Linked DNA regions of Mus musculus: region 2 is linked to region 1. A link is a loop called in an ENCODE intact Hi-C map of the cell type or tissue named here. Cell type or tissue: heart. All regions are shown on one strand. Links, peaks and the distances in the headings refer to the core of each region. The heading gives the core; the rest is flanking DNA.

Region 1 (15,988 bases), core at 2,577-10,576:
ACCGGGATCTTACTTCAATGGGATGCCCACAGAAGTTCAGAGAGTTGAGCTTGCTTGCCTTTGTTTACTTTTCTGATAGTTTTAACTCCTGTCCCACACCACATTCAAGGGAGCAATGAGCATATGCATTTTTCTCATTAGGAATTTGTCCTGATTTGCAATAAAAAGGAAGGGAAGAAGAAGGAAGAGGAGAGGTAAAAGAAACTTGAATTTCCCACATAAATAGAAACAATAACCTTGAAAATGATACTATTTCTGAAAACAAAACAAAAAGCAAAATCTATTTGTCACCTCAGAGAAAGGGCCATAAATATAAAAACTGCCTTCTTCAACCAAAAGAGGAGTACCTTCTAAATAAAACTATCAGTGATAGCAAATTACTAAGAAGCGAGCCAATAATAATGTCTATAGTATAAACACACCGCACAGTAATTACTACATTCACCCACCCTCTTCCACTGCCTTTCATTAAAAAAAAAAAGTGCTACATAATATAGTCCAGTTTCCAGTAGGTGAAAGAACCCTAGTTAAAAATTAAGCCATGCCAAAGAAAACACCACAAATCTGACATTTCATAAACAATTGTGTCAAACAGCAAATCTAACATTAATAGTAGAGTAAAATCAAAACTCATTTTGCCTCAAGTAGCAGCTTGGCTACTGGCGAACAAATTGCAAAGATGTAATTTCAGCTCAGCAGCTAAGCAGGCCCGTTTTCAGAACTGAGTTAGGCACGATATCATATTCACTATGCTGCTCAGTTACATCAGCCCTAACTAAAAGGCAAGCACGTCCCCATGCAGGGGACTTTCTGTTGCATCTCTTCTGTCTTGAAGATCTAAAAGCCCTTCTATTATTCAAATGCCTTGGGGCTGGGTGGGGACTAAATATTTCAAATAATTCCATATGACATTTTTTCCTAGAAGCAATAAATGATATTCTACTTGGATAGTTACTGCATTTAGTACGTTAGTAGACAGAATTGACTTTGTCAACTCAGTCAGGCAATAACAATAAGATCACAAAAATAGCTAACTTATTATATGCTTAATATATGTCAATCACTGTTCTAAGGCCTTCACAGTTATGGATCTATTTATTTTCACAGCAGACCTTTGAGTTGGGTGCAACCATTATTCCCATTAATTCGATTCTAAATTCATATATATTTTAATTTGTAGCTAAAACCCAATCTTCCCTGCTCCAAAACCTATGTCAACAATTCACGCATGTCCACATCCAAACCGTCTTCATCCCCAGCAAGAAACACACAGATAGCAGGCTGTTGGTACAGCCATACGAGTTCGATAAATGCATCCCGACTAATATGTTCGTTTTTAATGCTGTTCAAACATTCACATGGAAACAGCTCTAGCGTAAATATCCCCGAACAAATGGCTGTATATTATCCAGGAGGGAGCAGTTGGGCCGCCAGACTGGGGAAGTACTAGGCCATCTGGCTCCGGCAAGCTCTCCAAAACCATCAGCTTTGTTTTCACCCCCAGACTCCAAACAACACATTTTCCACTGTGATGAGTTTACATTTTCCCAAACACAGGTCCTGATCATGCATAAAAATTCCAAACTTCTTCATTCCTCTATGTGCAAGGAAATTTAAATCACCTGCATTTTTGACATGTTACCAAAGGAGACAGAAAGCTGTTGAAATATAGCCCTGACATAAACCTGCTCTGTCCTCTCTTGTTTGGCTCCCTGGGTATATGAAAGAGCCTCTTTGCTGGCCTGGTAAATTCCTTAGGAACTTATAGATATGCCAAAAATTAGTGTTTCTCTACCAGTGAGCTGAAAGAGTAGTTAATCAAACCTATGCAGCCACGGTAGGATATAACGAAACAATCAATGGGCGTGACAGAGAGTTAAAGCAATAACTTTAAGGACTGCAAACACCAGAGTAAATATATAAAGAAAGCAAGCTAGGAAACAAATCTGACAACCTTCACTTTAACTGTCCCTGCGCCCCCATTGTATCAACACCATTCCACACCCATCCTCCACCCACCCTACCATTAAACCTATACATACAAACATGATGTGACTTCTGTTTGCCCTTCTCAAAAATAAATAGATGAAATAAAGGCAAAACACTTTGTTTTGGGAGCAGGGGACATGAGATTGGGTTTTCTTTCCTTACTAAGTATCACTTGAAAAACTTACTCTTCAAGAAAACGAGTCTAAGAAATTGAGCTAGTTTTGTGTTTATTAACTACATAAAGATAGATTTGTTGATGAATGACCCACAGAGTATATCACATCTCAAATCACTCATGCAAACCTGAAGTGAGACAGATTAAGCCTCAGGCTTCCCCAACTGGGTCCATGAGCGTTTCTACAGTTAACACTGTTTCTGGATGCATTAGCCATAAACTTTGGGATCCTAAGGGTTCTTGCATGCTCACTGATAGAATACCAAAAACAGCAACGACACAAAAACAATCTATTTTTAGGCCAGCTAAACTTGGTTTTGAACAACCCTTCTCAAAAGCGAGACATTTCTTTTCTAGTTAAATGGGGTTTTGATTTGTTTGTTGTTTTGTTTTGTTTTTCAAATTTTTATATTTTATACCCTGTGTTTTACAAAGGAGGGATAGGAGAATGGGCCTCAGAGCCTTCTACAGTCACTCCTAAAATGAGATTCCATTGTACCTGGTAGGGCCCAAAATTAGGAATCCTTCCTCAGAAGAGTCTAATGAGACACTTTAGGAAGGTGTGAAACACTGTCATCCTTAGACATCTTGGTTGATTGAGTACAATTCTGTCTGGGTCTCAGTGTTACTGCTAGATGCACTCAAAATGAGGAACAACCTGTGCAGCTGCAGCCCAGCTACTTTTGCATGTGACTGGCTGACGATTCCATCGGAATGTCAACCCCAGCTTGTGAGTCAAGGGTATGACATCACATGCTCAAAGGCACATGTCTACTATGGAAAGGGCTAGGGTCACCAAACAACGGAGACAAGATCTCACGGTGGCCAGGGATTCCCTCCACCAGCTCTGGTGTTCTTAGACATTGACAGTTATAGTCTGCTCCACACTCTGAATATCAAAATCTGAAACGCATCAGAAAGCACTCCACAGAAGGCAATGTTACCACTTTGTCAGCCAGCCTTGGTCACTCCTTCTGGTTAAACGGGCTGCTGTATAGAACCACACAGAACCAACACTTTTAGAAAGTTCAAGTCAGAGTGAGCATTAAGTGGCATAAAATAATTTCAAACTACAGGGAGATCACTTCTGAAGCTGAACATGAACATGACTCTGCAGCGAAGAAAATAAGGCTTCTGGTGTCTCTATCTACTGTTTTGGAGTGTATGATATTAACTAAGTCCATAAGAAGGTAACTACTTCCAAAACTTTAGCAGCATGCTATCAAACAACAAGCAACTGGATAATGAACACAGATTGCCTTTCAAAGTGAAAGTTATAGAACGGGAGGTTACCCAATCACTCTGAAAGCAAACGGGTACATCTTAAAACATTTTTTGTCTTGATACTTTTCTACCAACTTAGATAATTGTTTGGGGTTTTTTTTTGTGTTGTTTTTGTTTTTTGTTTTTTGTTTTTTTCAGATGACTCCTGACTAGACTAAATAGCTACGTGTATCTATAACTTAAACTTTTAGTAATGTATGCCAAATGACTTTCTTATACCTGTTATTTTTCTTTAAATGAACCATTTCCCTCTCTCCCTCCCCATAGAATTTATGATGCTATCAAACAGCAAAAGATACCTTCAACTGTAGCTTTTTTTAAAAGAAGGCTCTATGGCCCTGTTAATAAAATATTTGCCGTATTGCTTTATATTTTAAAAAATTCTTCTACTGTTCTTGTATGAGAGAGCTTGTTGATTTTTTAAAAATCAATTCTTAGTAGCACTATTTGTTTAGGGAGGTAGGAATTAAAGTTTTGGGAAGATTTAAATCAAATGGAAACAATCTCTCCAAACATGTACCAATTTTATGCTCCTTGGAATAGAGCTTTTCATAGCTCGGCCTGCATTTCAGTGGTCAGTGTTAGAGAACCACATTGGCCCTGTCTGGTTGTTGGTGTGCATGTTTTTCCCTTTGAAAGTAAATCCTGATGAATACATGAGGAGTAGGGGTTAGGGTTCATTCTTCTCCCCCTGCCTTCCCTGTTTTCATTCCTCTCTGACTAGAAGGACAAGAAATGATACCCATCATATCAAAAACTGTTTTTGAAAAACAAAATTCCACCTAATATATATTTCGTTTTGATATCAGAAAACATTAAAAACCCACTAAATCAAGTCTTTTGTGCTTCTGCTCAGCAAGAAAAAAAATTAAAAATTCAATGTCCAAAGGAAAGAAAATTATTCTATGTAGCAATCAAAAGAATTGAAGAAAATAACTGTAATTAGAACAATAAATGGGAATTTACTCTGAGCTGTCAACTAAGAAATAAACACAAACTTCCAGAGATGAAAATACTTAAGGGAAATAACATGATATCAATTTCTTTAGACACTTATCACTTTAAAAACATACTTCATATCCATAATTCCATATGATTTATTTGTGTCACAATAAATATGAACATGATTATCAACATGAGCTGTTATTAAATGCTTCTTGCTAAGATCTCAAACTCCCAACAGCTTATTAATGTGTATTTTGCACATTATAGCCAGGCAGATCTAAATCTATTTTTAATTGTGCATGGACACCCTAATTCCAAACTTTCTAACCCAGTGAAGGAAGAACACCTCTTCTTGTTTTAAAAGGAATATTTAAAATGACAATCAAACAAACACATCTTAACCCTGCACTACACTGCTACTTGCTGCACAATAGATGATAACTTTTCTTTTTGTTTTGAATTCTTTCATCCTCTCAATAAAGCTGTCTTTTTTGTTTCTGTTACTTCAACTAGCTAACCAGCTACTTCATTCTGAAACTATACTTTTTTCTTAAAATTAAGAAGAGGATAGATGAAAAAAAAATATCCCTCCTGCGCCTCATTAAAATGTCAAGCCTTACTTCCAACTCCGCTCATAATTGTATCTTTTAAAACATAACTCAACCTTAATGTATACTGCCTGACACCGTGTGCTGGCAAGCTTAAGAAAATGCAGTCCATGTCCCTTTAAGACAGAAAGCCTTAGCTAGCTCTTGCTGTCTGGCTCGCAGCCAAACTTGGAGGCCAAAGCAGGAGGGTTTTTTTGCAAAATACTCTTGAACAACTGTAGGCTCCCACTTCCAACACTACCTTCCAATACCATCGCCTTAAAAAAAAAATCTGTGGGGAGTTTATTTGCAAATTCCATCAGCTCCATCCCTTGAATTGCCTCTTACCCCCCAATTCCTCAGGCCTGGGCCTTAGAGAAGGCCTGGCTAGTTAGTTCAGTCTATTCTGCCTCCCGGGAGGGGGTTGTCTCCCGGGCTCCTTTCGCTTCCCTTAGGGCTCCTTGGCCAAGCCAGGGGAAGTTCAGTCCTTTTTCCTTCACTCAGCACCCCCAGGTTTTAATCACCAGGCCTGGCTTTCCCAAGGAGGCAGTGAGCCTCGAGCAGAAATGATCTGGGGAGCCTGCGCTGCTCCCACTTTGCCAGGATCACCCTGACTTTGAAAGTTTGGGTCCCAGTCATCTCTCAGTGGCTCAACCGGTTTTTGAACTGCAGCAAATTTGGTGACCCGAGAGTCGTGGAATTCTAAGAAACTTACTTGTTTTGTCATGGAGTCGATGAGGCGCACATAGAAATCCTGTTCTGTCCGTATCCCTGGGGGTGGAGGGAGGAAGGAAAATTAAGAGAGAGGGGATAAGCCCTGAAAGAAAAAAGAACTCCACAATTCACATAACAATAGCAACAAACAAAAACAACGCAAAAGGGTCCAAGGCCAAGGGGAACTCCTGCTGTCCAGAAAGGGGCGAGCCAGGACGCTCCTTCCCAGAATCCAGAAAGGATCTGCGGGCCTAGTTCAAATGCTCCCCTTAGAAGCCAGCCTCCTCCAAGCACTGGAGCTAGAAAAGAGGTGGGGACCCCGCCCCCCAACCTGGCCACTCTCCCTTCCCAGGCTAGAGCCCTTCTGAAGCCGCCTGGATCCATCAGGAGCTCCTCCACTCCCAGCCTCTCCCCAGCCCACCCTCCCCACCCCTCAAAAAAACCGAGGAGCCAAGCGACCTGGAATTTTGGCCAAGCAACACAGGCCTCAAGAAGTGGGGGAAAGAGGACAACCAAGTGGTCTTGTCAGGGCCAAGTGGCCTCTGGTCAGCCCTGGGCTGACCAAGCCGCCCTCTGCCTCCTCAGGTGAGAAACTTCCTAGAATGAAATTTCGGAGAGGCCTGTTCACCTGGAGGGTGGCTGACGGCTGAGCTTCGCTGGGGGGTTTTCGTCCACCTGGAGCTCCGTGAGCCCCTTGCCCTGACCCGGAGCCCCAGGGTGCTGGCACCGACCCGACAGGAGCCTCACCATTGCTGTAGAGGAGCTGGAGCCGGTAGTGGATCCCATTATTGGTCTTTTCGCTGTTGGCTTCCTGGTTTGCAGCAAGGCCCAAAGACACAAGAAACGAGGAGAGAGGTCTCCATGAGCGAGTGCACCCACCAACTTCAAGGCAACTTTTCCCAAATGGGGACCCCCCCCCCATCCTGTAAAGCCAGTCAACCCCAGTAGTAACAGAAACTGTGGCAAACTTAATCTTTTCTCCACCCTCATCCCAAACTGCTTTCTCTCTACCATTCCAGAAATTTCTGTGAGGTGCACATGGGTGAGACTCTTCCCAGAGCCTAAGGACTGCAGCCTGGGCCATCTGGGGCAAGCATTCCTGATCTGATAGTTCAGAGCAAGCACTCTGCAGGCTCCCAAGGCTAGACTCAAGTAGGGTTCCGCTCGTTTTTTGCCTGGAATCTCTCCAGCCCTGGGGGCTCCGTGCTCACTTTCTGAAGCAGGACCTTGAGTCCCAGGAGCCTGGATTCGTCCAGGGCGGGAAGTAGCTGGGGGCGGGAAGGGGGGGGGGGGGGGACTCTCACAGGAGTGTGAGCAAACCTTTGCCCACACGGGAGGCGGCTTCCAAGGCGCCTGGGCCTGCTTTCTGAGCCCGGGACTACTAGGGACTGCGCTGCGCCCACTTACTTTTTCCTTCTCCACGAACCCCACAAAGGCCGTCCTCTCAATCTCCACGGGCTGGCCCTGTCTGTCGTAGAGGGCCAGGACGAAGTGGAAGAAGTTGGATTTCCGCAGGTTAGAAGGCGGCTGCTTCTCAAAGTGAGCCCGGGCCAGACCCACCCCGCTGCGACCAAAGACGCAGAGTTAGATGGCTAAGCCAGACTGTGTCCCGCATCCCCCTGTCACCCAGGACACGCGAGCGAACCCCCCCAACACCCACCTTCTCTGCTCCCAAAACATCCCCTGGGCTCCTTCCATGACCCATCAGGAGCTCAAGAGCGGCTGACGAACCGGACAAATGCCACTCATGTCCCTGTCCTCCCCTTCCAGAGACAGCGGGTCATCAGAACTCAGAGGTGTGGAAGTTTTGTTTGGGTTTTGGGTGTGAGATGAAACGCTACAATCTTTACTCCACTTGAAACGCGCTGCGTGGAGAGGAAACGTGACCGTGGGTGAAATGAGACGGGGTTAAAGAGAAAGTGCGCAATTTACTACTTCGAAGGCCAGGGCGTGGGAATAGGCTCCGACTACGCCTCCAAATCTCGCAAGTAAGTGGGCAGGTGGAAATGCATGAAGGCATGCTAGGTTGTTCGCTGCCTCAGCCACCCTCCAGGAAACTCCCTAGCCTCGGCCAGCTGATGGTACCCGACCTCAGCACGCTAATTTTCTACACAAACGGCAAGCAAGCGGAGAAGGGTCCCTGATTGGGACTCGCGGCTATTAGAAATGATCGATCGCCATGGGAAAGAGAACTGGGGCGTCTTGTTTTACTGTTGTAAGTGACTGTTGTTGTTTGGTTAATTTTTTTTTTAAATAAAAGACCTGTCTTGCCAAAGTTTTGCCATTCTGAGAAATCCTCCTCACACATTCCAGAAACCCAAAGGGCCAAGGCTTCTTGGCTGAGAAGATCCGCGGGGGACTGGAGAATAGGATGCCCGGGGGCACCACAATGACAGCCCAAACTGCCGGACACTATCGGACAACACACACACACACACACACACACACACACACACACACACACACACACACTTTCGCTTCTAGCCTAGTTACCCAATTCACTCTCACTACCAACCACTCCCAACCCTGTGCTCATGGGGATGGAAACAGTATAGGACAGTTGTCCCTAGCCCTTCCCCCCAAAAATGGAAAGATGGAACTACTCCCCATTCCCCTTCTGCACCCTTTATGTCTAATGGAGCCTGGGCCCACAAAGTTTTCCCCGAAGCCCAGGTGGTGGCCAGCAATGAAAAGGGCAAGGTACCATTTCTCACTTGGGACTAGGAGCCCCTGGACAGGGCACTGGGTGTGTCCAGGGAAGTTCCTCAAGTTGGTCTCCAAGAGCATGGCCTCCAAATCACTCAGTGTAGGATCTGGAGAGTGGGAGAGGGACTGGGGAAGGCCAAGGTGACAGTGGATGAGGGTGGCTTTTAGGAGATGTGAAAATTAAAGTTGGAAATCACTATTCTACAGGCAGACTGAGAAAAACTGAAGGCTAAGAAGTGGAGAGAGGAGAGAGTAAAGAACCAGATAGGAGAAATAAGAGGAGACTCCAAGAAGAAAAATGGAGAGAGAGAGAGAGAGAGAGAGAGAGAAACGGGGGAGAGAGCCAGGTGAGGAAAGAGAAGAGAAAAACGAAGAGTGAAACTGAGAAAGAAGGGGGGAAAAGAGTGGAGAAGGACAAGAAAAAATTAAAGAAGGTAGAAAAGGGAAAGGAAAGATAGGGGGAAAGGAAAGAATTAAAGAAGGTAGAAAATAGAAAGGAAGAAAGGGGGAGAGAAGAAAATTAAGTAGGAAAAAAGAAAAGAGGGAAGAAGAAAAAGGAAAGAACTGAAGCGAAATAAAGGGGAAAGGAAGCGAAGAGAAGGAGAGGAAAAGGGAAAAATATAACCACACAGAAAAGAAAACAAGCGGTCAGAAAAGCGCAGCTATCCAACACCGAGCTGCAGAGACGCCTCTTCTGGGTTAAAACAAAACGAAAACACTCGCAGATGGGGCTGCGGAAAGTGCCGGCAAAGCTTGGGCTCGGCTCCCTCCAGCAGCTCGCTGATCTCTGGCCACCCGGCGACGAGTGCTGCGCAGCCGAGGAGCGCGGAGCTCGGGCGGCGAGCGCAGCGCAGCGGCAGACGCACTCGCGTGGCCAGGCCCCGGGTAGCCGCGCCGCCGTCTCCGGGCTCTCCCGCTAGCCGGTGGCCTCTCCTCCACGGTCCCCCAGCGGTACCCACCTCTGCGCCGCTGTGTTGGCGTCCAGCACCCCGGCGCCCTGCATCCACGTCCGCACCGCGTTCATGCCGCTGCCCAGCGGCTCTTCCTTCATACTGCTTCCACTCCGTTGGATGCTTTCCTGGATCCCAAACATGAAAACAACCTTTTCTTGTGGAAAAATCTCCTCCCCTTTGAAAATATTTGAAAAAAAAAAAAAGGAAAAAAAAAAAAAAACGCCAACCACAGATTTTTTTTTTTTTTTTTGAGTCGATGAGACTCGCGCTACATCAAGGCGGGCTGAAAAGCAAAATTTTTAAAAATGTAAACCTTCGCTCAAAACTGAGCGATAACAAGGAGGGGGGCGAGGGGAAAAAAAAAGAAAGGGAAAATCCAACGAAAAGACCAAAATTAAGAAAAAACAGAGATATATGCCTGGCTGTTGGGGGTTGTTTGGTTGGTTGGTTTTGAGTTTGGGTGCTTTTTTTTTCCTTTTTTTTTTTTTTTTTTTTTTTTTTTTTTGCTTTTTTTTTTTTTTTTGCCTTTTTTTTTTTCTTTTTGTAGTAATCACAGGCCGTTGGAGAACAGGAGGGGCTGGAGTTTCCTTTTGTAGCGGTACCTTCACTTGAAGAAGCAGGAAGAAAAAAAACCACCCTGATGACAATTTAAGAAACAATAGATACGACTCTCGAAGCCGGCTTGGCTACTTGAAGTGTCATTTTCCACAACCAGGCAAGTTTTTTTCTCTCTCTTTTTTCCTCCTCCTCTCTCAACCAAAGATGTTTCTTTCCTTTCCGTGCGTGTAGATGAGGACGCTGGTTGCTGTAGACAGATACACCGGAGGGGGGGGGGGGAAGGGGAGAGAGAGGGAAAGAGGAAGGGGGGAGGGAAAGAGATAGAAAAAGAGAGGAGAGGGAGAAAGAGAGGGGTGGACCCTGCTGGATGGAGATTCTGTTTTCTCCTTGCTAAAATAGAAGTGATTTGCAGGCTCTCCCTGTGGAATCCAGTTTGACTCTCCCCAGAGCTAAACACAGGCACACTAACCCCAAAGGGAAGGAGGCGGGGCCCTCGCAGCCTAGACACGCCCCTTCTTTGCATAACGTCATCCTTCCGCCTTATCACAGCCAATCGCAGCTCCCGAGCTGGCTTGTTCACAGAGCCTGGCCACACTCCCTCATTAACATCCTTCTCCTTGTGGCGCAGGGGAGCCGCCAAAGTTCCCGGCAAAGTGGCGAGCAAGGGATCTCTGAGCTCTAGCGTCTAAACTGGAAGGAGCGTGGCCTTAGAGAGCGAGAGAGGGGGCAGAGGGAAGGAGATGGAGGTATCCTGAGTCGAAGGGGTATGCACCATGGCAGTTCTTAAGCATCCCTTCCGAGCCCTGAGCGCGACGGAGGCGTACTGACTGCGTTCTCTTTGGGCAGACGCCTAGTCCCTTGCTTGCCTGTCCTGGGACTTCGGGGGCAAACGTGGAGGAAAAAAGGACTGACCAGGCAGAAAAGGCAGGATGCCCATCCCAGGTGTCCAGCTCTTCACTCTGAAACAAGGGTGGCGGGATGAACTTTATGTGCGCGAGATCGAGACTTGAGGGCACTCGGAAGACATTATCTCCGTGTCAGGAGAGGTAGAGAAACCTAAAGCCCCAACCAATACGACTTTAGTAGACCGCAAGGGAATGGGCATTCTAGACTCAGTCTTCAGCAGGCTTCTGAAATGCCTCTAACTCTGGTGCTAACCCAGACACGAATGCTGTTGGGCGCGGTTTTCACTCGGTCACTACTCTCCAGAAGTCCCTAAGAGTGAATGAGTCTCTGGGGCTATGCAGCCTGCGACTCTAAATATCTTCAGATCCTCAGTCCCTTCTCCTGCTCCGCAAAGTAGCTTTATTTTTCTTTAACAACTGCAGCAAGGGTGTTGCCTTCTCTGATTAGTTGGTTATTTGGCACACAAAGTTCTTTCTGTTAAAGGGGAAGGGGGCTTGAACCAACTTCCATCACAGCCATAGGGAGAGAGACTGGGATGTAGAGAAGAGAGATGAGAGGTTGGGAGGGAAACGGGGAGAAGAGGAAGTGGATAAGGTGGAAGAATGTAAGGGGAGGAAGGAAGACAGGAAGAAACGGAGGGAGAAGAGGGTAACTTGTCTCCCATCTCAGGCCTATTGACCTTTGTGTTATGGCTAAGGAGGAAATGAGTGGAGGTTTATGGGTAATATGCCTACCCCATCATTTAAAAAAAATGGTTGCAGCGTTTAATAAGCTCGTGGTAAATGTATCATTACTCTTAGAGGACATCCTGGATGCAGCCAAGGCTGCCAAGGACTCCTTGGGGGGAAATTCTTTGCCTGAAATCCAGATTCCCTTTTCTGCTGGTCTTCCTTGGCCCTTTGATTTATAAAATGTATTGCAGTCAGTGACGGGAAGGAACACACATCCCTGTTGAATGGAACAATTGAGGCCAGCAAGCATTCTGGTTGCTGGGTCTGTCCAGGGAGGAAAGTGGAGCCCCTTTGTGATGAAAGAGTGGGTGGGTGTATTCCAAGACTACAGGTTGACTGCATGGCCACTATCTTCAGACATAACTTTATCTACTATAGCTCCCAGACTATTTATCTAGACTACAGATGTGCTGGGACATTTCTTTCTGGTCCCATAATTAATGCCATCTCCTCCAAGCCATCTCAGCAGAGATCATCTGATCCACCAGGATCCTCATAGCATATACTAGAGTTTCTAGTACACAGTAGGTGCTGTGTGTGTGTGTGTGTGTGTGTGTGTGTGTGTGTGTGTGTGTGTGTGTGTGTGTGTAAAAAGATGAGTTATATGCTGGTAGACACCAGAACATTCTCCATCTCTATAGATTTTAAATGCACAATTGAAGCTGGGCCTCTTTAAACTTTTTCAAAGCTCCAAGCTGTGCTGATGTCCCAGACCCAGGATCCTCTTAACGTCAGGAGTACACAGAATAAGCCCCTTCCTTAAGTTCAGTGGTGACCCTTCAAGGTAGGGGCATCAGGAAGCATTGGCCACCCTTCTACAATGGGTCCCAGGAAGCCCTAGCTTAAGACTTAGGCTTAACTCTTCTTAACTGCTTGAGTCTCCACTTTTCAGTAATCAAGCCAAAACATTAAAAGTTGAATGTAGTGGGGTAGATGTTCCAGTGATGCACACAGTCAAGAAAGGATCATTGCCCGAATGAGGAGAAACACAGTCACATTGAGGCCTGTGGTTAACAAGAGTCACAAAGAACATAGTCCTCCAGAGGAGGTCGGAGGTCGGCTACAAAGGATCCTGGTGTCAGTCAGCACATGAAACCCACTATCCAGAAAAGAGAAACTGGAACAGAGAATGACAGCTATAGCAGCCCAATTCTCCAGAAATTAACTAAAAAGGAAGCAATTTTTATATCCATAAGCCAGAGGAGGAGGAAGAAGAGGAGGAGAGAAAGGGGAGGAGGAGGAGAGAAAGGGGAGGAGGAGGAGGAGGAGGAGGAGGAGGAGGAGGAGGAGGAGGAGGAGGAAGGGGAGGAGGGGGGAGGAGGAGGGGGGGAGGAGGAGGAGGAGGAGGAAGGGGAGGAGGGGGGAGGAGGAGGGGGGGAGGAGGAGGAGGAGGAGGAAGGGGAGGGGGGGAGGAGGAGGAGGGGGGAGGAGGAGGAGGAGGAGGAGGAGGAGGAGGAGGAGGAGGAGAAGGCAGTGATGGTGGTAAAGAGAGGGAGGCAAGAATCTTTGGATAGCCCTAATTCCCTTTGGCTTGACAGGCAGCCAACACCTCACCTGGGATAGTGGGCATATTTCACTTTCATTAAGCAAAGTGCATTTGTAGATTTTCATCTGGGTGAATTGCCTTTTAACGTGGCTTCTGCATCCAATAATAAATGTTTAAGTATAAGGAAGCCAAAAGGAAGTGGGAGAGAGAGAGAGAGAGAGAGAGAGAGAGAGAGAGAGAGAGAGAGAGAACTCTCTCTCTCTCTGTGTGTGTGTGTGTGTGTGTGTGTGTGTGTGTGTGTGTGTGTGTGTGTGTGAACATTCAGATACCTGGGCCTCCTTCACAGCTGCAGGACCAGAGCCTCTGGCATTGGTACCTAGGAATCTATATTTAAAGACATTTAAAAATTCTTGCCTTCTCCCCAAACAAAGAGACAGGGAAGGAGCCACTGTAAAGGAATATGTTTCTTCTAGAATGATGTTTTCCTGTCGAACTTCTGGCAGATTCTTCAGCTGTGGCTGGAGAGATGGGGTGGTGGTCATGGATAGGTTCTCAGAGGGTCCACACTACCAAGTGGGGTTGCCCAGCTTCTCAGGTCCCCCAGTGCTGGAGGAAGTTGAGGCTAGGGCCCAAGAATTCCCTCCCCCTGTGCTCTTCAAGCCCAACCAGTGGCACCCAGGCCATCTCGAACTTCTGTAGACCCAGACCCCCTTTCATGGGGCATATAAAATGATGCAATAACTTCTAGGGGCTCAGGTAAAATTATGCTCCCCTGCTTGCCTTTCAGTAAAAAGAAAGACCCCCCTGAATTGAGTGGAACTGGGATCAGAAGGAATGTCCCAAGAAAAGAGGGGATGGCTTTTGCTTGTCTGCCCCCAGGAGGCAGGCTTGGGACTTGTCCTGAAGCGTGTTCTACTTTTCTCTTTTTGAGGACCCCCCACCCAACAGTCGGGGAACTGCCCCCTCACCTTTTTTAGCTTTCTTGCCAGAGGTAGCTGCGACCCCAGTGGGACAACGGGCTCTTCATCCAGTGCTGGGTAGAACTGGAAGTGGGCGACAAAGCGCCTAAGCTCAAAGGCCCTCTGAGAGCTTCTGGGGAGTTGCGGGCCACTAGACGTCTGAGATGTGTGACTGGGACAGGCCGAAGCCAGGCCACTATCAAGGGAACCCGGTAGAGTCTGTAGCGACCTGGAGTCCTGGGAAAGCGGGGTGCAGCCAGGCAAGGGCGAGGGCGATGGGAAGATACCACGGATGCGTGTTGGGACTGCCGAACACTGGGACCCACGCGCCCACTAAACCCTGGTCTGTCCCCGGGTGGCATTCACCCACCTCTGTGGGGAGCGTGGGAGCCGCAGGCCAGAACGCCACCGGAAATCCGGACTCTGATCCGGGCTTGCGACCTCGCGGCGCTCCGGAAAAGTCCCTCCTTTGCTCATCCAGTCTCTGTCCCTGGGATAACCCTCCTTTTCTTGGAACCAACTAGAAAACTGAAGAAGAGGGTGACAGCCACTCGCAGGAGGTAGAGAACGATTAAACAATCTCTAAGGCTCTGTCGCAGAGACTGCAGTCAACGTGGGTAGGACCAGGCGCGGTGCGGTTCCACAAAACTGTCCCCTCTCAGAACGAGCTGAGGCCTCTCTCGGGTTTCCCCCGGGATCGTCCCAGACAATAAATAGATCCCATTTGTTGCTAGGTTTACCGGACATGAAATTACTCAATCGCGACTACAGTCCACTCCCATTGTACAGGTGAGGAAACGGAGGGTTTTTAAGAGAAGCGGAAGCGAATGAAATCTTGTTCCTGCCACACCGCTAATAAAGTTACCAAGACATTGTCTCAGGGACCAGTGCTCTTAACCTTGGAGTCAAACCTCCACCCGGCAGAGGCAGCTAAGGGCTATTCAACACCACTAGAATTCTTGGGTGCACTGAGTCCTGGTTACACATAGCGGGGGAGGGAGATAAGGGGAGCAGAGTGAAAGAGAGAGAGGGCGCTTGTCACGGTGAGGACAAACCACACAGAAGTCAGGAGAGTGTAGTTTCAGGAAAATCTTAACGAATATGATTATTTGAAAACAAGTTTGCGCTGTAATGTAAGTGGGTGCCTTTCCCCTCTCCTTCCCAGACAGGACTCCCCAGGGACGTGCCAGCTCCAGCCCTAGCTGTGTCACGTCCTCTCCCAGTCCCAGCTAAGGTCTAAGCTTGCCTAATGAAACGACCTTAAGTACAGGACTTTGCTATGATGTCCGATGTCCACGATGTCCACTACAGGCCAGAAATCAGAACAGCTGAGCATGTGTTTTAATTGTGGGTTGGGGGGACATGGTTCAGTCTTGGTCTGAGCACGGATAGCTAAAACCCGACGTAATTCTGAGTTGAGAGAAAATAGCTGGTGGTGTTCCAGAAAAAGAACTCTAGGCTGGTGCCGCCCAGGGGTGGAGTTCAGCTGGTACCCCACTTTGAGAATTTTGCTTATCTGCCTAGGAGACTAAAGCTGGCTTTCTCCACATAGGAGGTGGGGTGGGGTATCCAAGGGTTTTAGAAGGGAGCTCTCCAGCAGTTTATAAGTTAACACTGCTTAAGTTTTAAAACAAACTGAGATGGAAGAAAGAAAAAAAAAAGCAGGGAGTTGGGGGGGGGGGCTATAAAGATTTAAGAGAGAAAAGGGCCTGTTTCCCTAAAGGAAAGTTAAGAAAGGAAAAGCGCATTCGAGAGGTGGGTTCAGGATACCCAAGTGAGAAAAACTGTGTGCTCCTTTTTTGGGGGCAGCTTTCTGGGTATTTGCGCGGTGGCGCTGTGCGCTTCCTGGTCCTTATTGGTAGCTTTGTTTAAAGTGCCTGTGGTGTGAATGCAGACACGGGTTTTCAATCAGCGAGCCTCAGCTACATTATTTGAGGGTCTGAACAGTGCATTCTTGGCTCCGTGTGAGCGCGCGTGCTTCAGTGCGGGCCCAAG
Region 2 (15,988 bases), core at 3,639-11,638, 130 kb before region 1:
GTCAAACAAAGAATCCGAAGTGTCAAGGTATCTGGTAACCAGACTGACGAGGTTGAAAATAGCACTGGACTGAGAGTCAGAAACTGTGGTGTTTGGCTGTCACTAGTTGGGTAAGAATTGTGCTCCCACGCCTTCACAGGTGAGAGAGGAGAGCGAGAGGGGGAGGGAGAATGGAAAAGCCTCAAGGTTCTTTGACGAGCCAGAGATGTGGCTGTGGAGTGCTTGCTATGCACATCTGAGGCCCTGTAGTCTATTCCTGGCATTGCACACACAGACACAATGGTGCACATCTGCAAGTCCAGCACCCTTAGAGGTGAAAGCAGGAAGATCAGGAGTTCAAGGGTCACATACCAAGTTTGGGGCCAGCGTGAGTTGCATGAGACCCTGGCTTTAAAATAAAAAAGAAAGAAAGAAAGAAATATCCTTTCACCCTGAAAGTTCTAGAATTCATCTCTTCCATGTTGTAAGTTAGCTTGCATTGGGTGACCATAGTCACTAAAACAAGAAAGTGTTACAGTGATGGTTCAAATACACACACACACACACACACACACACACACACACACCCTATCCCCTTTCTTGACACTAAAAACCCTCTTACATCTTTCCCACATACCATTTGCAAATCTTTTCCACTTTTTTTTTGTATCAAAGAAGGTTGTGGGGGTGGGGGATGATTATAAACTTGTGCTTGATTAATTTGCATATTTCCTTAATCATCCTAATTGTACTTCCCAACTCTAGAAAGATAAATTCCATTCCAAAGTTAAAGATTCAGCAATGAAGAGAGCGATTGCAGAGTTGAGTCTTGACATTAGTTTTTAAGAGTCCCCCCCCACCCCCGTTAAGTCACAGTGATTCACTCATGCAAATTCTGTGTTTATTCCAATCTCTAAACCTTCTGTGACATTTGAGTTTAAAACAGCTTTTCTTAAATGTTGATCTAAGATTTGGGATTAAAGTAGGCACACACCACCTGCTTGAAGTTGGCATAAATGTTATAAAACAAGATGGCATACTTTTTCTAATCCTTGTCTCTAACCAGACCCATATGTAAATTTCACACAGTAGTATTTAGTAGCATAATTAATCCCTACTTTATGTTATGAGTAATATTTCCTATTCCCGACCCTGTGACGTCCTTTAAGAAGATCCATGTTCCAATTAGACTAGCCCATCGGCGCTCTTTTAATGAGCAGATTAATCATTCAGATGGGTACAACGGTGTCATCACAGGTTTTAAATATGATCATCTACATCCTAATGGTGCAGCAGAGCCTTGGCTTAAAGCAAAAAAAAAAAAAAGGTAGACGGAATTGGGGAGAGTTTCATTTTGTTCTCTATCTGGACCCATTCGAGAGACAGGAAACCTTGAGTGGTGCAGAGGGGCAGATTTGGAAAGATCATCATAATTCAGCTCCCACCATCACTTCTCCAAGAAGTCGCATGCATTGGCTCCTGGAAGCACTCACTGGCGTGTGTGGCTTTGAAGTGGAGAGATTCTGTATTTCCTATTTTCTCAGTTGTTCTGCATTTCCTTCCTAACTCCAAGCTCATCTTCCCTTCTGTGAGAAAGGACGAGGAAAGGATTTGCAGATGATAGCAAATTATCTCTTTAACTGATTTGAAACTCTTTCTCACTAGATAGCCCTGACAAGGGTGGAACTCACTATGTCGACCAGTCTGATCTTGAACTCACAGAGATCCTCCTGCCTCTGCTCCTAAGTGCTAGTGTGAAACGGATGTACCACCACAATCAGCATGAGAGCAGTTTTAAAAAGAAGTTTTGATTTGGGGGCAGGACTCAACTATATTACTCAAGTTGTTCTCTATATAAGTACAAGAGGACAAAGAAGAGAGAGACAGAGACAGAGACAAACATGACAAAGAGAGAGGCAGAGACAAACACAGAGACAGACAAAGACAAAGGTAGAGAGACAAAGGCAGACAGAGAGAGACAAAGGCAGACAGAGAGAGTAACAGACAGAACAGAAAGAGAGAAACAGACACACACAGAGAGAGAAAGGGCTCCACCAATGCCATGGATCCTTTTACCCTGGGATTAGAAAACTGTTTCTTTTTTGAAGCCTCCACTTCACCTCTCTACAAAAAGAGCATTCCAGCCAAATCTCATATTAACAGTTCTCTGGGCAAAAACCATTGAAAAAAATCTGTTCACAAAGAAAAGTAGCAAAACCAAAATTTGCTTTAAATCATCCCCATTAACAAATCTATATACTCTTAAATTTACAAACCCCACAACAATCAAACCAACAAGACTTTCTTTCCAATATTTATTAGGGGTTTATTGTGATCACTGCCATAAAAGCCACCAGTTCCTATTTGGAGACTTTACATTCAGGTCCAGACCCTCCACTCAAGTATGTCTTTCCATAGACAGATACATGGCTAGGTCTGAAAAATGAGGTTCAATTACCCCCTTTGACCAGCAAATCCTGGTTATATTTTTAAGACCAATTGCTCATGGCCAGTTGGTCTATATCTACAGCCAAGTGTGTTCTGTCAAGAAGTCTCCAAAGAGAACATGGACTGACTTAAACCCACAGTGAAGGATAGCAACTTAAGGCAGATGTCAAGGATATGATAAAGAGACATAACAGGGTGGTATTGTTTACATGCTTGGGGTAACTCCAGGTTCATCAGAGGCATCTATAATAACATCACAAATGTCTGGATCTGTACAGACTTAGAAGAAGAAGGAGAAGGAGAAGGAGAAATAGGAGGAGGAGGAAGAGAAATAGGAGGAAAAGGAGGAAGAAGAGGAGGAGGAAGAGGAGGAGGAGGAGGAAGAGGAGGAGGAGGAAGAGGAGGAGGAGAGCAACAAGAACAAGAAGAAAAGAAGGAAGAGGAGGAAAAGAAGGGGGAAGAAGAAGCCTTTCAAGAAATAGGACATTGAAGACTGTACTGGAGAACTAAGGACTGTTCCTTAGTGATAACTTTATCCAGTCAACTTAAAAATTTGCTAGGTTTTTCACACAGTGGTATGGAAATGACACTAATCAATCCCAGAAACTTGTATCATTTTGGAGACACCTTCAAGACAGGTGCACCATGCACATGAATTTGCCACCAAGAACAAATGTGTATTCAGCCAATATCCTCCCAGGATGACAATTGTGAGGCAGAAACATTATCTATCCTTATTGTGAAACAAAACCTCCTCTTACAACTCCTAATTTAAGTCTAAGTCCTAAAACTTGTGTAGGACACATTTCCTTTGCATAACATAGCAATTTCCCAGTCTTGGCCTTTCTGCATACACTCTGTTGAAATCTACCCTTGAAAGGCACTAAGACACCGTCTTCATGAAATAGTAGATGTCATCAGATGTCTATCTGGAAAGAGATAGGGAATTATGTACTTGTAGAGAATCAATATTGTTAGGATATCAAAAAGCAGCTAGCGATAGAAGATGGTTTCAATTGGGAAAGAGGGGTATGAGGTGTGTCAGAGGAACGAGGAAGTGTAACGTACTTTCCTTTCTCCACATTCTCCATTTATCATTTTGGAGACATCTTCAAGAAAGGTGCACACGAACTGGCCACCATGTGTATACACAAATGTGCATTCAGCCAATATCCTCCCAGGATGACAATTTTTCAAAAAGTTACCAAAGGAATAGTCCCTGAAACATGGGACTATTAAGAGATTTGTGCATGAATTACACACTATTAAAGATGATAACTCGTCTGTCCTGGGGGTCGGGGTGTAAATCTAGAACGTTACTGAAATGTAGACTAAACATGTAACTTGAACACACTTATCTTTTCTCCATTAAATACCACATCATAGAAAAACCCATGTCAACAACTACAAATAATTGCAGTAAAATAATTATAAATTAGTTCTAGATGTCAAAAGCCACGCAACTCGTTTGATGCTTCCTCTGAGGACACAGTCCAAGAAGAGTTAATCAAGCATAGCGGCTTTCTAATCAGAACAGTGAACTAATGATCCTATTTCGGAGTAATACCAGTCAGACAGAGCTCTCAAAAGGTAGTTAACATCACATCGGCAGAAGGGAATGACAAGCCAAGTCCTGGCTGGGGTAATGCATCATTCATGCCCCTCTCATCCTGACATTTTAACGTTATCTTGTTTTACTGTGTCGGCCTAACACTGCCACTGCTGGCAAATTAAACTGTGAACTTACAAAGTGGGTGGCAATAAATACAAATTATGAGAGTTCAAAAGATGTCCCTGGAGGTGTGCGGCAAGATATAGAATGTCTCTGATTTTTTTTTCTTTTCTTTTTTTGGTCACAGTAGTAGTAGTCAAGAGGCACTGTGGAACAGGCAGACTTAGAAATGGGAGAGAGAGATGGAGGGGGTCAGGGATGGGAGGAGAGAAGGGGGAAGAGGAGCAACTAGCTGATGAAGAAATGATTTTGAAGATGAAGAAATCTACTTATCTAAAAAGCCAACTTAAAGAACAATGGAGATAGACCTAGAAAACTATAGAAATATCCAAGTCAAGTCTTATACATATTGATCTTTCATACAAACCACTTCTTCAATCTATTTAGGAGCTGAGCAAGGCTCTTTATAAACTGTCCTGTATTCTGGGTAAAACTCAGAATGACAATAGGGGGACTGATGGAACGGGAATGTTGGTTGTCCCTGACTTCTTATTAAGAAAGATCGGCTGTTCCTTCCCCACCATGCCTCCCAACCCAACAAAGGAAGAAAAGACCAAAGAGGAAGCTCAGCTCTTTCTATGTGACTGTGACTATAATACATGAGTATGGATGTCACCAAAGATCCAAAGTCCACGGTTCCTCAGGAAGCAGGTATAACTTGAGGAAGGAAACTGCCAGGTTCTTACAAGCTGCAGCCATTCTGCGAGCATCTGGAAAGAGCATCCACAAGCCAGTGGGAAGAGATTCGAAACTCAAGCTTGTCTACAAAGTCAGCAGACTTAAAGCAACTACTGCAAGGTGCATGTGCACCCCAAATAAAGGAAGTCTGCCTTTTTTTTAAAGTAAAGCAGACATTTTTTTAATTTAAAATTTAAATTAAATAAAAAGATATAACAAGCACTATAGTCAAAGATTAGATTTTTTTTTTTAATACAGCCTAACACAGAGACTTTTGCTCTCAATTTGGTCCAGTTCCACTAATGAATCTTATAAAATGTTTTATCTGCCTCTTCCATGCCCACAAACCACTCACAGGAGACTTGGGGATCATCACTTACACCAGAGTAGAGATATCAGCTGGGCCATATGCAACAACGGTCTGTTTATTTTTCCCATAAACCATTGGTTTCATAGAAACTCATTAGCATCACCTGTGTTAATTACACTAGCAAACCAATCAACAGCTCCTTCTTAATTAGGTTTTCTTTATTAAAGCCGGAAATTGCCAAGGAGACAAAAGTCACCTGGGGAAATTATGTGAAAAGGAGTGTTCATGCCAAGTTACACACTAAAATAATAATAAAATAGCCGGGTTTGTTTACAGCAAAAGGAAACAATATTAATATTCAAGGTCACTGGCACACTCCTTATTAATTATTCTCATTATATTAAATTGTGAGCATTTCTTCTTCAAGAGGGTCGGCTTAGAAGAAAGTCTTTATACTTCAATTTGACATCTGGTCAGCAGTTAGGACTTGCTTATTTCAATAAACAGAACCACCTTCGGGTTAAAGCAGTTGAGACTAATTTCACAAGCATATATCCCAATTGTAACTCTAAGTCCTGTGTGTCTGCTAGCAAAGCTACAAGGGCATATAAAAATCAACTGTGAGAGGAAAAGACCCCCGTGGGCAGCGCCTGGAAGCTGAATTCCCCTCATAAGAGAAAGGAAGAGGGACTTCCAGTCATGTTTGCGCTTGCAGGAGCTTTACAGTGGGGAGTAGAGAATAAGATGGGGGGTGAGTCACAGCACTGAGACCACAAAAATAATAGTGTGTGTGTCTGTGTGTGTGTGTGTGTGTGTGTGTGTGTGTGTGTGTGTGTGTGTGTGTATGTTTGTGTGTGTCTGTCTATCTGTCTGTCTGTCCATAGGCATGCATGACCATGAAAGCCAGAAGTCAGTATCAGGGGACATCCTCTCTCTCCATCTTATTTTTTAGGACAGTAAACTTGGAACTCGTGGAATCATCTAGACTAGGTGGCCAATGAGCCTCTGAGATCTCCTGCCTCCACCTCCTGGCCATGGCTTATGACACAGGCTGCCACTTCTGTCATGTTCCATGTGTACTGAGAATCTGAACCCAGGTCCTTGTGCTTGTGTAGCAAGTTCTGTACCTACTGAGCCATCTCCCTAGTCTCCAAAGGAGCTTTTAGGAAGAGGTTTTGGTCAAAGTGTCAGAGTTGGGAGGAGTTTCCTCTTCCGGTCTTGTAGAGGTGGAAAGGGAAGGAGGCCACTGAGCCATCCCTGAGGTCAACTTCTCATCTGTGCGTTGGGAATAACAATGCCTAAACCTTATTCTTAAGAAAAGTAAGTTCGGGCTGGTGAGATGGCTCAGCGGTTAAGAGCACCGACTGCTCTTCCAAAGGTCCTGAGTTCAAATTCCAGCAACCACATGGTGGCTCACAACCATCCGTAACAAAAATCTGATGCCATCTTCTGGAGTGTCTGAAAACAGCTACAGTGTACTCACATATAAAAAAATAAATAAATAAATCTTTTTTTAAAAAGAAAGAAAAGTAAGTTCATATTTAGATGGTAATTTGGTGAGGAAAGCCGTTGGGTATGTCTCAGGAAATAGCCTGCTGAGGAAAGCCTGCGAATCCAGATTCTCTATAATCAGATTATGGAAGGAAGGAAGGGAGGGAGGGAGGGAGGGAGGAAGGAAGGAAGGAAGGAAGGAAGGAAGGAAGGAAGGAAGGAAGGAAGGAAGGAATTAAGAAACAAAACAACAACAACAACAAAACCAACCAAATTTGGGAGCTAGGCTGACAAGATAAGCGAATAGCTGGCAAACATGACGTGAACTCGCTTTGTGGTATCAAACTCCAGGACTCGGCACCTGTTCTTTCTTTGCTTCCTTCACTGGGGTCACCAGTCGACTCCCAAGAGCAGGTTCGAAGAGGACCCGTGCTACAACAACAGAGGCTCTGCTAGCCAGGCATGTGAACCACAGGAAGCAATGAAGAGACCCGCCTCGAAGACATGGAATATGAAGCTACCTGAGTTTACCCTGTAACCTCCACATGCCTAGATCCATACCCACCACATACTACACATATGCACACATGCAGGAAAGAAGAAGGAAGATGAGAATTGCCCCTAAGCCTCCAGGGAACTTTTTCTGGGGGTGAGGGGGGGGGGTGGGAAAGAAGTACTACAAAAGGCAAGGGGGAAGACGGGCAAAGATGTCCTTTTAAAGATACTACAGGTGGCCTCAAAGCCTGAAGAGGATAAGCTCTGGGACAAAAAATCTGACTTCTCAAAAGCTCAACAAGCCATTACCTAGTCCATATTAGCCTCTAAGAGCTAAGCCCCTGGGGTGCCCTCTCACCCCCACCTCAGCAAAGTCAGGGAGAATTTAGACTGTTTTCAAATTGCTGCCCAGTGTTGAGAGAGGGGTCATCTAAAGCTAGAATAGAGTCCTTCTGCTACAGAAGAGAGCAGAAGGGTGCTTATATATTCGAGACAAGACATATGAATGTGGATATCTTATGTCTCTTCCTTGATCAACTTGCTAATTGCTGCAGTGATCTTTAACCTTTCTCTCAGAGATCCACACAGACTTCTCTCCTGAATGAAACTTGAGCTAACACAAAAGCCAAGGTGTGGCTGTTGTGTCTGTGTGACAGGCTGATGACCTTTGCTGGAAAGGTGCTTATCATGCCAGGCCATTGTCTTGCCTGGCCACTTCAATCTGCATTCACAGCTGCTCTCTCTCTCCCTCCCTATCTTTCCCCTGCCCAGCTGGGCTTCCTGTCACTCAAAGCTCAGCTGACTTCTTTGCATTCACCCCACCCAAGGAGGCATACACTGCCTCGCCTATCGGGATCCACAATTGTCCCTTAGCTAGAAAGATAGTTCAGGGGGAACAGAACTATAAAACGGGATCAGAAAGGAAGAGCTGTAGTGAGTGAAACGGTTTTATTCCAAAATCACATCTTTATGAGTCAAGGGCAGACTTGCATGAAAGGACATGCTAGAGAAGCCATGCTTTAAAAGATGAACATGGAACTGCAATGGTTTTAGGATTTTATTCAGAAAATTCTGGCAGACCTAGGGTATCCAAGCAAATGACAAGCAAACAGGGAGGGTTTGGGCAATGTCCCCCAACTTCAATGGCTTCCCTTCTTCCTCAAAGGAAAATCCTAAGGCCTTTGTGTGACTTGTGGGACCCAAGAAAGGAATACATGAGGCTTCCTCGCACTCTTTTACTTCCCCATTCATCTCCCTTGTTTCTCTCCAAGATACTCTTTTATGACCTACATCCTCCTAACAATATCTTCACAACCAACAAATGGTTACCCTAGTCTGTCTGCTTTCCAGTTACTTTAACTGGATGGCAGCCTCTGGCTCAGAGGGACCAATGAAACCATAGCCTTGTCTTTGGAGGAATATGAACTTGAGGCAGAAAGTCTGGCAAAACCACACAAAACTTTGGTGAGCGAGTTCCCTGTCTCAAGTAAGCTCAGGCAGCGATTCTGCTTTTACACTGTGGAAATTCTCAGTTGTCACTTAAGAGGCACTACCAAAATCTGCAACCCTGAACTGCTTCCCCTTGATGATAAGCCTCAATTTCTACCATTTTGCATAATTTTTTCAAGCTTATTGGTGAGAGAAAAAAAAAAGCCCTCCTCATTGGAAATAAACACAGTTTAGAGATTTTCTTTGTAGACAATCTCTTGAATACACACACACATTATCTCCCTGATAGGCAATAATGGCTCTTTAAGGCGCTGTCATGATCAATCGTAAAAATACATATTTAGAACACGTTAAAATGTGTGTATTATAAAAATGTTTTTAAATGAAAACTATTTACCCAAAAGACTATAATGGTTTTGAAGAGTATTTTGTAAATCCATACTTGAGACTTTAAGGGAAAATAAAAGATTTCTGACCTGGGAGATCATAAAGGCTTTACTGAAACCATTAATGTTTATTGTTGCTCAAGAGCTAAAACTGTTTCAGGGAACATGTATACAGCCCAAAGAAAAAACATCACATCTTCTTAAAAAGGGGTCTTCCTTGTACCATTCTGAACTGCCCCAAAAGCAGACAGACATCAGTCCATTATACTAACTAATGGCACACTTAGAAGAAAACGCCATTCAGAGATGGTAGCCTCAGGACTTTGACTAATGGGTATTGTTTAATGGTCAAAGACCCCATCAGCTCTGGTCACCAACAAAACTTCCTTAAGAGTAGTGCATTAAGACCTTGGTCACTGGGGGAAATCTGATAGAATAAACTGGAACTTTATCCCTTTTGATCCCAAGCCTGGTTCTGGAGAAAACAAAAGATTAATGACATCATTGAAAACCTAGTCTCCTAAACCACCCGTTTCTCCTTCTGCAGCCCAGATTCAAATAAACAAACACACCAGCAAACTATAGACAACTCATCTGAATGAAAACCCCAAGTCTCACACCGGGTGTTAACTGTTGTCTGCTGTGTTTCCCCGAGTAAGAAAATGAGATTTGTTTTTAATATGAAACAAATCCCAGGTCTGGTGAATAGTAAGAAGAAAAATGGATCGCTCCTAAAGTTTTAAATTCTGTTTAGTGACATCATATTTTACCCAACTCTTTAAACAAAAGGCTTTTGGGTTTGGGAAGAAAAACAAAAAGGAGTTGGCAGGGGTAGGAAGAGAACAAAGGCAACATCAAGAGAGGGGAATGGAAGGTAAGGGGAGGACTCTAAGATTTCAGATACCCCTAACACTATCATGCACCAGCCTGAAGCAAAATGTCACAGACAACTTACAAACAGAAGTTAAAAACTGGAACCAGTGTCACATGAGAAGCTCGGTTGGGCACAAACACGTGGGGCGGGAATTGAAAGGGGGCTGGTGTAGACCCACTTTTCACAGTCTTTCTCCTTTCAAATTCACAAATCTCTGCTGGGTTTTCTCAAAATCTTTACCTGTCGGGACCCAGTGGCCAGCTGGGTTTGATGAGGACAGCCACGCACCCCTGTAACGGGTGAAAGGGAGTCTGAGATGATAGGACTTAGCTTTACAGCAAAGGAAGTCCCTAATAGTTAACGAAGAGAGGGGATTTTTCTTTCTCACACCTCAAACAACCTGCCTTCCTCACAGAGCCTGTGCAATAGACTGTCTCAGGAAGCAAATAGACCCAGCTAAGAGTCCCTTCAAAGCTAGGCTTTCATTTATTGTCAAGAACAAATCAAATGGGTTCTTTTTGTGTAACACATGAGTTAGGCTGACCTAGCGATTCATACATAGCCAAGTAGTGGTTCATTGTATTGGCTTTTCTGCCTTCCCTGTAATGTTACAGAAAGGAATCTAAATACCAGAGGGCTCCTAGGCCCCTTGATGAGAGTACTTAGTTCATATCAATGCCAATGGGACTCAAACCTAGGCATTCTAGACAGAATGGATTTCTTTGTTGGGTACTTTCCTTCCCCTACTTGATTTCACACTAGCTGTGTGTGTAAACCCATAATAAATCACGAGGAATATAAAACACACTACACTCCCTCCCCAAGTTGGCCTAGGTCATTTATCATTCTGTGGATTTCAAAAGGATGGTAGTGTTTTTATTGCAAAGGCTTTGTCATTACAGAAAGGAGAAAAGAAATTATTGATTACAATTAGATAGTATATTAGCAAGCCCTGATGCCTGTGTTGCTGAGGGTTTCAACCTACATCATTCTCCCCTCTTAAAATTCTGAACAGCAATTTCTGTTATGTTAGAATAACTGGTATAAGTCCATAAAATATAACCTAAAATGTAATTATATAATTTTCCATGCCAAAAGCAATCCGGTCAATATCTCTGAGACGCTAATATTTTCAGATGCTATTAATGGTCTCCTATCATGGTACTGATTAAAGAAACATTTTGTCTTTTCATCTGGATGGAATGGCTAGTGTAATCATTGAGGCATAGACAGCTAAAATATTTATTAGTGAGTATACCTTGGTGCAGGCAGTGAATGTCAATTTAGGTGTGAAAGGAAAGTTACAATGAAGAAGCCCTCAGCTCAATACAGTTTCAGGTTTCTCCAATGCTACTGAGGTGGTCATCTCCAGTCAAGCAGGAGATCTTAAAATATGTTCTTCCGCATACCCCAACACCACACACACACACACACACACACACACACACACACACACACACACACTCATGCATACACTGATGCAAGAACACACTCAAGCATACCTGCATAAGTTCACAGTCCTCTGCAGAGCAGACCTTTTCAGATTTCAAGCCAGTCTTAAAATGACAATAAGAACTAGGGATCAGCCAATAGAGACATGCTTAAAGACAAGAGGCACTAAGTGGATATAAACCATCTAACAGTGAAGCCCACCCAATAGCCAGGCTTCCAATCTATGGTTCCTGTTCAGTGAAGCAATATATAAACCAAAATCTCTCCTTTCCCCCCACAGAACACACAGCTTCTGTTTTATAACTCATAAGAGACCTAGCATCACATTCTATTTAAATAACCAAACTCAGAACTGGCAGGCACCTAGAGAACGGTTTCTTCAAGTCAGCCACTGGATATTATTTCTTTCACCAAACTACAATCTCATTTTTTAGCTTTGAAGCCTAAAAACTATCACAAGGTGTTTTGAAATGAATAGCATATTTCTTTCTTATTTTTTTCCCCCTGAGAATGGAAAAGATATGTTTCCCTCAATGGGTTATACAGGAAGAAATGCAGAATCCTATCCATGCAAATCTATCAGCATAGTAGCAGACAAGAGTTCCACTATAGACCATCCCATTTATTTCAGATAAATGTATCTATGTCCTGTGTGTTCCAAAACACGATATGAAAAGAGCAGTAAAGAGTTGGCTTTGTTTAGGGGGAATACACTCTGTGACTTTGTAGTGGTCTCCAAAAGGAACTTTTCCTTTATAGAGGATTCAGATAGGCCTCTTTCCTCATAATGAGCACATAAAGATAAATTCCACCTAGCACAGAGCAATGTGTGTTTATAGAACATGTACCGTAGAAGTTATGTGGCAGATCTGCCAGAAACCAAGCTCTCTCAATGGATGCATGCATGATCTCCATTCATAGCACTCTAGATAGATAGATAGATAGATAGATAGATAGATAGATAGATAGATAGATAGATGACATTTTATATATATGGATGAAGATATATGTATATATGCATATATATTCAAACACTTCATTTGTTTTATAATTTAAATTTTTCTTATCTACCATCTATTCCCCTTAACAGTCCCCATCACATTTATTTATGTATTTATCATACTTCCAACACTTTCTTGCTTTCTTGTTTTCTTTCTTTCTTTCTTGTTTTCTTTCTTTCTTTCTTTCTTTCTTTCTTGTTTTCTTTCTTTCTTTCTTTTTTTCTTTCTTTCTTTCCATTGAGCCCAATTAGTCCTGCCCATATGATTCTCTACTGGCTCATCCACTGGGGCACAGGGAACCACCTAATAGCCAAAGCCCCAAAGGAAAATGACTTTCTCTCAATTTCTTCTTCCGTATCTTTATCAGGCTCTTTTCCTATAGACAATTTAATGTTTATAAGCACTAAAGAATGTGCATTTGGAAGCCAGAAGAAGTAAGCTGGAAGTGGATTTTGCCACACACATAAATTCTGTCACTGAGATGAAGAAGCAATCTGTGTTGTGCTCCTGCAGCTCTGAGACAAATCCTAATACAGGCCTCTTTTCCCATGGTGAACACTGCTAGAAGCACTAAAGAATGCAGGCTTATAAAATAGTGAGTAGGGCCAGAGAGATGGCTTGACTTAGAAGTACTTTGTCACCAAGCTGGGGGACCTGAGTTTGATCCCTGAAAGTCACATGGTGGAAGAAGAGAACTGACTCCTGAAAATTGTCTTCTGACCTGAACACATGTCACGGTACACACACATGTGCACACACACATAAACACACAGATAAACACATAGAATCAAAACACACTTTCATATTAGAAGAACCTAAAATGCCCAGTGTCGAGACCAGAGGGAACAAATCCACTGAGTCTATAGTTAAAGTTACAAGCCAACAGCGTCTGGGGCCCTGTCCTTTTTGCCTTGTGGAGGAGAGTGAAGTGTAGACAGAAGCTACTGGGAGGGGAAATGGGTGATTCCAGCTCCAAAATCAAGCAAAACTGCCAACCTTGTCAATCCAGATGGTCAGACAAAGGGAAGAGACCAGCCTCGCACCCGTCTACAGTCCAGCCATGGGTTAACTGGCATCTCTAATACTTTTCACCTAGTCTGACTTGACAGATGCCTAACCTTAGCTACTGAGCGAAGACAGGCTGATGGGCCTTGGCCGTACAGAGAGAAAATTTTTGATGCTTCTCACTTATGACATGATTGATTTTCTTTCAGCAGCCCTTCACTTTGGGAAGTGGCGAGGGCTGGCTCACTGCGCCCCGGTGCGCCCTGACCCCCGACATGCGGCCGCTGTGAGGCTGGAAACCGATGACGGCAGAAACCTAAAAAATCAATAGGCCCTGTCAGTCAGGGGCGAGTCGGACGTCTTTTAAAAACCCAATCACGACATGCATTCGCTGCGTGGTGTGGATCCACTGCACACTTGAGAACACAATGAATTCCCCGTTCCTGACTTTTTATTTATTTGTTGCTGCTTCCCACTTCCCTCTCTGAGACAAGAAACCCTTCCCCTTTAAGTCAGCCAGGGAAAGGGGCAAGTGAGTCGGAAGGTTGGATTTTTGTGATTTTATTTAAAAAAAAAAAAAACCGGAAAAATTCCCTGGAAACTATTTGAATAGCATGGAATAAATAGAGCTTGTCACCACTGCCAACATAAACAATGACATCATTTTTTTTCTTTTTTTACATTATCTGGAAAGAATTTGGATAGGACTTTTAAGTCTAAAAACCCACGAGGTCAAAACTGCTTAATAGCTTAATAAAGTTGATCAAGGAAATACTATTGTTTAATTTTTTCTTTTAGGATTTCTTTAAGGTGAAAGAATTAAAGAGAGGCATGCATGCACACACACACACATGTGCACACATGCACACATTCTCACCTACAGAGTCTGGTGTTCTCTGCCGGGGAACAGTAGGGACTATGAATGGCTCAGTTACAGAGCCAGGTCAGAGGAATTTTCTCCAGCCAGTGTGGAAGGAAAATAAAATCCTCATCCTTTCTCTGGGAGGCAGACAATGCAAAGGGTGGCATTTAGCTCCTCCGTGATCTGAGCCAAGGGTTGGGGGCAGGGAGGGGGATGTGGAGTAAATACCAACTGTGACAACCACAAAGATAAGAAAAAGACCAGCTTGGCCAGAAGGCTGCTGTGTACAGAAAGAAGCCAGTTCCACACTGGCACACACGGGAGGAAAGGGAAGACCCTGGAGGCTGGAGAAGAGCTGAGGATGCTATAAGGACCGGTTATTATCATAAGAACTATAGGAAAACATGTGTCAGAAATTCTGATATGCTCTTCAGAGAAATGTATAGGTATTTGTGCATCTTAAAAATCCATGCTAGGCAACATCCCTACATTAAAAATAAAACAAATAGAGAAAAAAAAAATCTCTATCTGGATTTCCAAACTAAGCCCAATTAAAGGGTTTTTTGTTTTTTTGTTTGTTTGTTTGTTTGTTTTGGTTTTTTTTTTTTTTTTTTTTTTTTTTAGTGGCTGGAAGCCTGACAAGCTACAGTTCCCCCCTGTTTCAGTGGGTGTGTGTGTTTTAATGTAATATTAATGAGCCAGGATGGAGGGTCATAAAAAGTGATAGGTTTTTGCGATGGTAAATTATAAATCGGTATTGATTTTTCCCGGCACTAATGCAGCCGGCTTATTGTAAGACACCACAGGCAAAGTGCACTTTATCAGATTAGACTGGGGCCAGTATCAAATATACATGAGAATAAGGATGCATTTGTGAGTTAGACTAGACTTTTCTTCCCTAACAATGCATAAAATTTTTAAGGAAAAAAAAAAATGACCAAGGAACCCAGTGAGTTCACCATTTTTTTCCCAAAGCAAAAACTTCCAGAATCATTGCTCTTGGGACAATTTGTTCCAAAATGAATAGATGGTGGTAATAACACCAATTAAATTATAAATGGTTTTGGTTAAAGGCAGTTCTAAGTTTCTTGCATTCATTTGTAGCTCAGGTGGGTGCCCAAAAGAAAGGGGTAGGTGTGCTTTGGGCTCACAGCCCCCACTCCTCAGATGGCATTGCTCTCCCAATGCCCGCATTGGGGCGGGGGACGGGGGAGGGGGAGAAAGTGAGGTGTTTCTGGAAGCCTAAAGATCACACACACACACACACACACACACACACACACACACGTATCAGAGTCTTGGGAGCCTCTTCGGTGGAGATATTTAGCTACAGAGTAAAGAGACCAAGTCATCAAGAGAGAGAGAGAGAGAGAGAGAGAGGTTAGTCTGTCTCCTCTCAAACCTGGACAGGTCAGCTTCTACATCAGTAAAGTCCTCTTATAGTTTGCCTTTTGTTCTTTGGCACACTCTCTCCTTCAGCTTTGGGGCGGCCGGGGGCTGGGGCTGGGGAGCGGGCAACATGCTAACAGAGCTGTTTCCAAACACTTTCCGACTTCTCCCTACAAGCGGCTGGCACGATCTCTATCAAAATCTGCCACTTTCCTCCAGGCCTGTGCAGGGACTGTGCCTGCACACGTGACAGGCTGCCTTACCCAGCTCCGAGGCCCTACGCTCAGCCAAGACTCTTCTATGTCTCCAGAGTGCAGACAGGAATTGGAAACCAGCACATTTGCCCCCACCGCACCCCCCAAAATAGTGTTTTTTAAGAAGTTGGGAAGAACATGTGTTTATTGACAGTTCATTAACAAACATCAAGCCCCCTGCAA

What was found. Peaks named below come from ENCODE experiments on the same cell type or tissue, not always from the same donor. Only the 100,000 strongest peaks of a DNase experiment are listed, where the experiment ranks them.
Region 2: it touches region 1 in a loop (4-fold over the local background); 6 of 42 quality-filtered maps call a loop at or near these places.

Annotation. Positions count from the first base shown.
Region 1 is chr11:44,611,684-44,627,671 of GRCm38, reverse strand. Ebf1 (early B cell factor 1) reads right to left here and starts at 9,572. Exons shown (of 16, transcript NM_007897.3): 1 at 9,360-9,572; 2 at 7,102-7,258; 3 at 6,442-6,505; 4 at 5,696-5,751. The coding sequence starts at 9,493. In heart, for the core only: CTCF peaks have their summits at 9,094, 9,298 and 10,543; DNase peaks (open chromatin) are centred at 7,271, 7,541, 9,331, 10,451 and 4 weaker places; H3K4me3 peaks cover 4,403 bases; H3K27ac peaks cover 3,742 bases; H3K27me3 peaks cover 2,800 bases.
Region 2 is chr11:44,738,796-44,754,783 of GRCm38, reverse strand. All of the region lies in intron 6 of Ebf1 (early B cell factor 1), which reads right to left. Among named protein-coding and RNA genes, the nearest start is that of Ebf1, 130 kb to the right of the region's middle. In heart, for the core only: no CTCF peak of the experiment used is centred there; a DNase peak (open chromatin) is centred at 7,883; H3K27ac peaks cover 1,753 bases.